2 separate regions of the Homo sapiens genome follow, and region 2 is linked to region 1. A link is a contact called in ENCODE Hi-C data. All regions are on one chromosome and are shown on one strand. Each heading gives the region's core, a stretch centred on a gene start or an enhancer-like site at or near the end of the contact. The rest is flanking DNA. Distances are from core to core; before and after follow the strand shown. Region 1 holds the start of LINC00115 (long intergenic non-protein coding RNA 115). Region 2 holds the start of AGRN (agrin).

What was found. Hi-C counts contacts between places; a loop is a spot of excess contacts on that map. Pooled maps may share reads with other maps.
Region 2: a pooled map shows a loop between it and region 1 (11-fold over the local background). The contact joins the promoter of AGRN here to the promoter of LINC00115 in region 1. A Hi-C loop is called at or near these places in 3 of 50 pooled maps.

What each region holds. Positions count from the first base shown.
Region 1 is chr1:825,757-828,992 of GRCh38, forward strand. LINC00115 (long intergenic non-protein coding RNA 115) reads right to left here and starts at 1,766. Exons shown (of 1, transcript NR_024321.1): 1 at 450-1,766. It overlaps LINC01128 (long intergenic non-protein coding RNA 1128), which reads left to right and starts at 1,835. Exons shown (of 4, transcript NR_047524.1): 1 at 1,835-2,019. RefSeq lists an enhancer at 1,459-1,788 and a silencer at 1,829-2,058.
Region 2 is chr1:1,018,032-1,021,708 of GRCh38, forward strand. AGRN (agrin) reads left to right here and starts at 2,089. Exons shown (of 36, transcript NM_198576.4): 1 at 2,089-2,342. The coding sequence starts at 2,142. RefSeq lists a silencer at 1,403-1,852 and an enhancer at 3,361-3,677.

The sequences.
Region 1 (3,236 bases), core at 516-3,015:
GCTCTCTCACTTCTGGATCCTGAATACCCAAAAACCAAGCTTCCTTCCCAGAACCAACACCTCCTCCTCATTAGAAAGATACCTTTGTTCTGTGCTTACTTTATAAAGTCTTGCTCTTTCCCTATCCACTGCCTTGTGTCAGTATGTGTGTGTCTTGGGGCCGGTGGAAAGGTGAACAGAAGCCAGTAGAGAGTAACCAGCACCAGCTTCACAGGAATGGCATGACCTTGATACGATAGCGGCAGTTTTCCCTTAACATCCCTGCCCCCTAAAGACTTCAGATCATATGTCACACTCTTAAGTAACAGCGATTTGTCTTTCACGGTTTTAATCATATTGATTAAAAGCATTTGTCTTCTCCAGAACATCACATTAAGTCATCAAAAAATATAAACCTTAAAAAGATGTAATTATTGGAACTGAAAAACATAAAAGGTGAGCTTTGGAAATATCTTTGAGCAATTTATTCGTTATGAACACATGTAATCTGTTGGAACAAAGTTCTAGGACAATCCAGGTCATCCTTCAATATTTGCAGAAAACATCACAAAGAAAACTTGATACTTATACTTAGTTGGAAACTTTATGCCACAGCCATTAAATACAGAGATCATACAAAGGAATAGAGGAAGCTGTTGAATACTAAACTAACTCAAATCATCAATATCCTTACGGAGTGCACACTGAATTAATGTAAAAAGCATTTAGTAAACAAAAAGTATTTTCAATATACAATTAAGACTGAAAAGTATTGAGGCCTCATAAGCTGAACCTGACACAATAAATTTAAAAGGGAAACTAATTTGGAAATCAGAAAACCACTAAGGAATTTGGGAATTAGGCTTCTGCTGCCCTCTCTGCTACTGACGGTCAAGGCCTCCTCATTGTATTCTGTCCTCCATATCTCTGCTGATTCCCATTTTGTCTATTTCCATTTACCCCACTACTGCTTGCTCAGGTCACTCTCCTTCACTGTCGGTGTTTGTTCAAATTCCTCAGACCCATCCACTTCCCATCTAAACTTCCCTCCCCTTTTCTCGCTCGTTGGCTCTACCTCCCTCCTCTCTGTTTTCTCCTCACTCTCCTGCCCCACCTCGACATCCACAGCGAGGCAATGAAGAAGCCCCTGCCAAGGAGGAGCCCGCTTCTCAGTGGGACACCGGGAAGGTAGACACCCAACAGTCACCGCTAGTGGGAGGCGATTGTGCAGAAGCACGAGGGTTGTTACAGGATCGGGCAGGTCCCCTACCCCAGTCTCGGACTCAGGGTCCTGTCTGAGGCGGCCACCCCGAAGCGTGGGGTTTGCGGAGACGTAGGGCCTGGCGGAGGGAAGGACGGGGAAGCATCTCAGGGAGGACTGGCGTCTGCCGAATCCCAGGGCTGCCCTGAGGGGCCAAGAGGGGCGAGGGTGGGGACGATGGAAGACAAGCCACATGCCGAATGGGGACCTGAGGCCGCGCGCGATAGGATGGGCGGACGGTGAAGAGAACTAGGGTGGAAGGGCCGGACAGGGGCGACCTCAGTGACGGAACCGGACACAGACGCAGATCTGGCAGCTGAGCGACAGGCTTCGGAGCATTTCCGGGCGTCGCGGGACTCCCCGCCGACAGGAGGGCGGTTGCCGAGCCTGTGACATCCGCGGAGACCAGCAGACCCCGGGTGTGGAGGACGCCGCAGGGAGGGGACTGCGTGGCTGGGTTTGGCCACAAAAAGCGGAGGGCACTCACCCGAGCGGACCTTGGCTCCGGATAATCCGTTTCCGGGTCAACAAAAAACGTCGCGCGAGGGGCGGGGCGCGTACGTGCAGGGAGGGGAGGCAGAGAAAAAGGCGGGGCCGGGCCGGGCCGGGGCGGGGTCTCGGGCAGGGGCGGGGAGCTTACCGACCTCCCGCCCCCGCTGCGCGCGTTTCTGGCCCTGCCAGTGTCTCCGCCGGTTGAAAGCGCGTGTCTGCGTCGGGTTCTGTTGGAGTGCGTTCGGTGCGCCGTGGGTCCGCGCTGCTTCCACCCAACTTCCTGTTAGGTAAGAGGCGCGTGAGGCTCCTGTGCCGGGGGCGGTGCTGCTCCCGAGTCGGCGCGCGGCGGGGACGCGAGTCCGTAGGTGCTGGCGGGAGCGAGAGTCGGGTGGGGACCCTCGCGAGCCCGCACTCCGCCTCTGGGTAGCAGCCTCTTCGGCCCCACACGGCGTGACGCGCGCTCGGGCTCCGCGTTCGCGTCGAGGCAGAGGCGTAGTAGGGGTCGGGCCCAGGGCTGGAGGGGCCGGGACCGGGCGGGGTGCCGCCCTGGACACCGCGCCGGCAGCTGTTCCGCGCGGGTTCATGTCATTCCTATTTTCAACCTGTCCTGCTCCGCACCTGAGATGATTTATAAATTCGGTACCTTTGGGACAGGCGTGGATGACATCCCATAATTTACTTCGTTATTAATTTCTAAATGTAATACATACCACTCTCTAAAAGTATTTTTTAATTTGAAATATATTTGTATATATGTACATATATATTTATTTATTTCTGAATTTTGTCTCCAGTACATATAATGAGGCTTGTAAAGTGGATAGTGTTCAGGACATAGGTGGATTTTGCTTTTAAGTAGTAAAGACTTAATTGGTGACTTACTGGGGCTATTTGATAAGGATTTTTTTTTTTAAATGAACATTAAAAACAGTGAAATTGTATTTCCGGATTTCATTAGCTTCATTTATATCTTAATTGGTGAAAACTGTAAGTTAATAACTCATTTTTATTTCCTTTGGAGATTCTTAAGTTTGTGCTACCAATGATTATTTCCAAAAAAAGGCACACTTCTGGTTTTCCCAGAACTAATGCTAGCTTCTCAATCTTTTGAGTTTACTTGATATTAATGTTTGACCTCAAATCATGTCACATTTTTGAAGAAAACTTTCTCTTAGCCAGTGGAACATAAACCACCCTGGAGTTCATATAGAGGAGGGGTTCAAATGCCTCTGATAGTGTCGTGTTAAAACTCATGGCCAAACCCAAGGTCACATAGCTTTCTTTCCATGTTTTCCTCTAGAATTTGTATAGTTTTGTCATTATAAAATGGGTCTTGTCCTAGACCCCAAGAACAGGTTTTTGGATTTCACATGGGAAAGACCTTTTGGCAAGTCACAGAGTATAGTGAAGTTAAGATAGTTTATTAGCAACTACTCAGCTACATAGCAGGGCGTCCTCAGAAAGCAAGAGGAGGAATGCACCTGTTGTAAACATATAATTTTTT
Region 2 (3,677 bases), core at 839-3,338, 190 kb after region 1:
GCTAGATACAGAGTGCCGATTGGTGTATTTACAATCCCTGAGCTAGACATAAAGGTTCTCCAAGGCCCCACCAGAGTAGCTAGATACAGAGTGTCTGTCTATTGGTGCATTCACAGACTCTGAGCTAGACACAGGGTGCTGATTGGTGTATTTACAATCCCTGAGCTAGACATAAAGGTTCTCCACGTCTCCACCACTCAGGAGCCCAGCTGGCTTCACCCAGTGGATCCCGCACTGGGGCTGCAAGTGGAGCTGCCTGCCAGTCCTGCGCTGTGCACCCGCACTCCTCAGCCCTTGGGTGGTCATGGGACTAGGCACGGTGGAGCAGGGGGCAGCGCTCATCGGGGAGGCTTGGGCCGCACAGGAGCCCACGGAGGGGGTGGGAGGCTCAGGCATGGTGGGCTGCAGGTCCCCAGCTCTGCCCCGCCGGAAGGCAGCTAAGGCCTGGCGAGTAATCGAGTGCAGCGCCAGTGGGCTGGCACTGCTGGGGGACCCACTACACCCTCCGCAGCCGCTGGCCCGGGTGCTAAGCCCCTCATTGCTCCGGGCCGGCAGGGCCGGCCGGCTGCTCCAAGTGCGGGGCCCACCAAGCCCACGCCCACTCGGAACTCCAGCTGGCCCGCAAGAGCCGCGCGCAGCCCCGGTTCCCGCTCATGCCTCTCCCTCCACACCTCCCTGCAAGCTGAGGGAGCCGGCTCCCGCCTTGGCCAGCCCAGAAAGGGGCTCCCACAGTGCAGCGGTGGGCTGAAGGGCTCCTCAAGTGCCACCAAAGTGGGAGCCCAGGCAGAGGAGGCGTGAAGACCGAGAGAGGGCTGTGAGGACTGCCAGCACGCTGTCACCTCTCAGCACCATCTCAGCTCACTGCAACCTCCGCCTCCTGGGTTCAAGCGATTCTCCTGCCTCAGCCTCCCAAGTAGCTAGGACTACAGGCGCCTGCCACCACACCGGCCAATTTTTGTATTTTTAGTAGAGACGGGGTTTCACCATGTTGGCCAGGCTGGTCTCGAACTCCTGACCTCCCGTGATCCACCTGCCTCAGCCTCCCAAAGTGCTGGGATTACAGGCGTGAGCCACTGCGCCCGGCCCATCCAGCTAATTTTTAATTTTTTTGAGAGATGGGGTCTTGCTATTTTGCCCAGGCTAGTCTCGAACACCCGGTGTCAAGAGATCTTGCTGCCTCCGCCTCCCAGAGTGCTGGGATGACAGGCGTGAGTCACCACGCCCAGCCTAGACACAGTTCTGAAGGGACAAAGGGGGCCTCCGCTCCCTCCTTTCAATCTTCAGCTAGGCCAGGCTCCCACTTGGGTCCTCCAGCCCTCAGTTTCCCCCTGCACCCAGCCAGGCCAAGCTGCAGAGGCGCCCGGCCCAGAGCTGGGAAGGGGCGTGGCGGGACCCGCGCTTGCAGCCGCGGGACGGAAGGGGGCGCGAACCTCCCCGCGGCGGGGCCTGGGGGGGCGGGGCCGGGAGGGGCGGGGCCGCGCCCCGTGCTGGCCAATCAGCGCCCGCCCCGGCACCGGGACCCGCCTCCGCGCCGCAGCTCCCGGGGGGTCCGGCCCGGCCGAGCCTCGGTGTCCGGCCCCGCGGGGGAGGGGCGCGGCCTGCGGAGCGGGATCGGGGCCGGGTCTGGGGCCCCTCCCGGCGGCCTTCGAGCCCTGCCGCCCGGCTCCGCGCCGCCCGGAGCCCCTCGGCAGTCCCGTCACGTCTCCTCCAGATTAGGCATTAACTCGGGTGCAGCCGCACTTCCGGGGGGCCGCGGCGGGGGAGGGGCGCCTGCGGGATCCAGACCCGCCCCCCACTCTCCTCTCCCCGCCCCCTCCCGGGCCGCCCCTTTCCCGCCCCACGGCCGCGCCGGGCGCTGCGTCCCGGGGCTTTGTTCGCGGCGGCGCGGGTCGCCGGCCTCCGGGCGGGCCGGGGGAGGGAGGAGGGAGGGGGCGGGAGGGGGAAGGAAGGAGGAGGGGGAGGAGGAGGGCGCGGGGAGGGGGTAGGGGGGCGGGGAGGAGAGAGGGGGAGGGGCGCCGCCCTGGCCCCGCCCCCCCCCGCCCGCCCGCCCGCGCTCCGCCGCCTCCGGAGCTGCGTCCCGTCCTGTCCAGTCCCGTCCCCGGCGCGGCCCGCGCGCTCCTCCGCCGCCTCTCGCCTGCGCCATGGCCGGCCGGTCCCACCCGGGCCCGCTGCGGCCGCTGCTGCCGCTCCTTGTGGTGGCCGCGTGCGTCCTGCCCGGAGCCGGCGGGACATGCCCGGAGCGCGCGCTGGAGCGGCGCGAGGAGGAGGCGAACGTGGTGCTCACCGGGACGGTGGAGGAGATCCTCAACGTGGACCCGGTGCAGCACACGTACTCCTGCAAGGTGCGCCCACCCGGACCCCGGCCTCCCCTCGCGACGCCTGCCGCCCCGCCGGGACCCCCGCCCCAGGCCGTGGGAACCAGCCCCGGTCGCTCCGCAGCCCCCGCTCCGGCTCCCTTGGCGACCGCCAAGCCCCGGGAGGGGGGGTCGCCGGGTCCCGGGAAACTCGCGGGCGCCGGGGAAAGTTGCTGCGCCGCCGCCGTCCTCCGCCCGCCGCCGCCTCCCTCCTCGCGGAGACAAGTGCACCTCGCCCACGGACTGCGGCTGCCGCGCGCCCTCCCTACCGGCCGAGAAGGAGAGGGGCCTGGGGAGGGGGGGCCTTTGCCCGGGCGGGGAGCGGGGGCTGGGCCTGGGATCCGCTTGTTCCCCTCCCCAGAGGCCTTTCCCGGGGCGAGAGGGGTTGGTCAGGAGAGAAAAAGGGGCGCACAGCCTGAGCTCCCAACCCCGGGAGCCAGGTGGGGGGTGCCGCAGTGGTGCGGGGGGGGGGCGTGCAGGAGCAGAGAGGTGGGCGGGGCCGTCACCGGGCCTCGTGTGCTTGGGGGCAGGGCCGGTGCCCCATCGCGCTCCTGCGGGAACCGGGGCTCCCCACCCCGGGGAGGGGAAGTTTCCCTGGTTTCTCCTTCAGGTGCTTCTGGGAGCCCCCGGGGTAGGTACGCTGGGACCCCCACCATCTTCTCCTAGTAGGGGCTCGGGGGACCCAGAGCCGGCGCCCGTGTACCCCCAAAACCATCTCCTGGGACCAGAAATCCACTCATTTCCCTCCACGGAGGTGGAGAAGGTGGCAGCTTCTTTCAGACTGGCCGGTGCGGGCTACAGCTGGGCTCCCCCGCCGGCCCAGTCTCCTCCACAGCGGCCAGGGCACTTTGCCAGGCCCCTGCAGGATTTTCCCGACTTCCTCCCCGCTGCTCCTGGGTGTGGCTGGGGTGGGGGAAGGCGATGAAAGCCACCAGGCCCTCCCCCTGCCTGGGTCATCTGCCTCCTGGAGCCTACTGTTGGGGGGCGTGGAAGAGGCTCTGCCTGCGCAACTGGAGGGGGTCCCTGCGGATGCCGCAGTCCTGAGGCTCCCAGCAGGGGCTGCGCAGTGGACAGGCCAACCATTGTCTCTCCCCCCATCCGGCAGCCCCAGCCCCCCAGATCTGAGGAAGGGGCTGCTTCTCCCGGCTTTGTTCTCAGGGGAGTGCGTGAGTGCGTGGGTCCCTGTCCCCGTGAGGGCCGCCAGGTCGGCTGTAGCCTTTACCACAGGCCACCGTCAGAGCAGCTGCCCTCAGGGCCCCAGGAGCTGAGAAGGTGGAGGGTGGGGCACCCTGCACTGCCCAAACTTGATTTCGTGGTTCACAG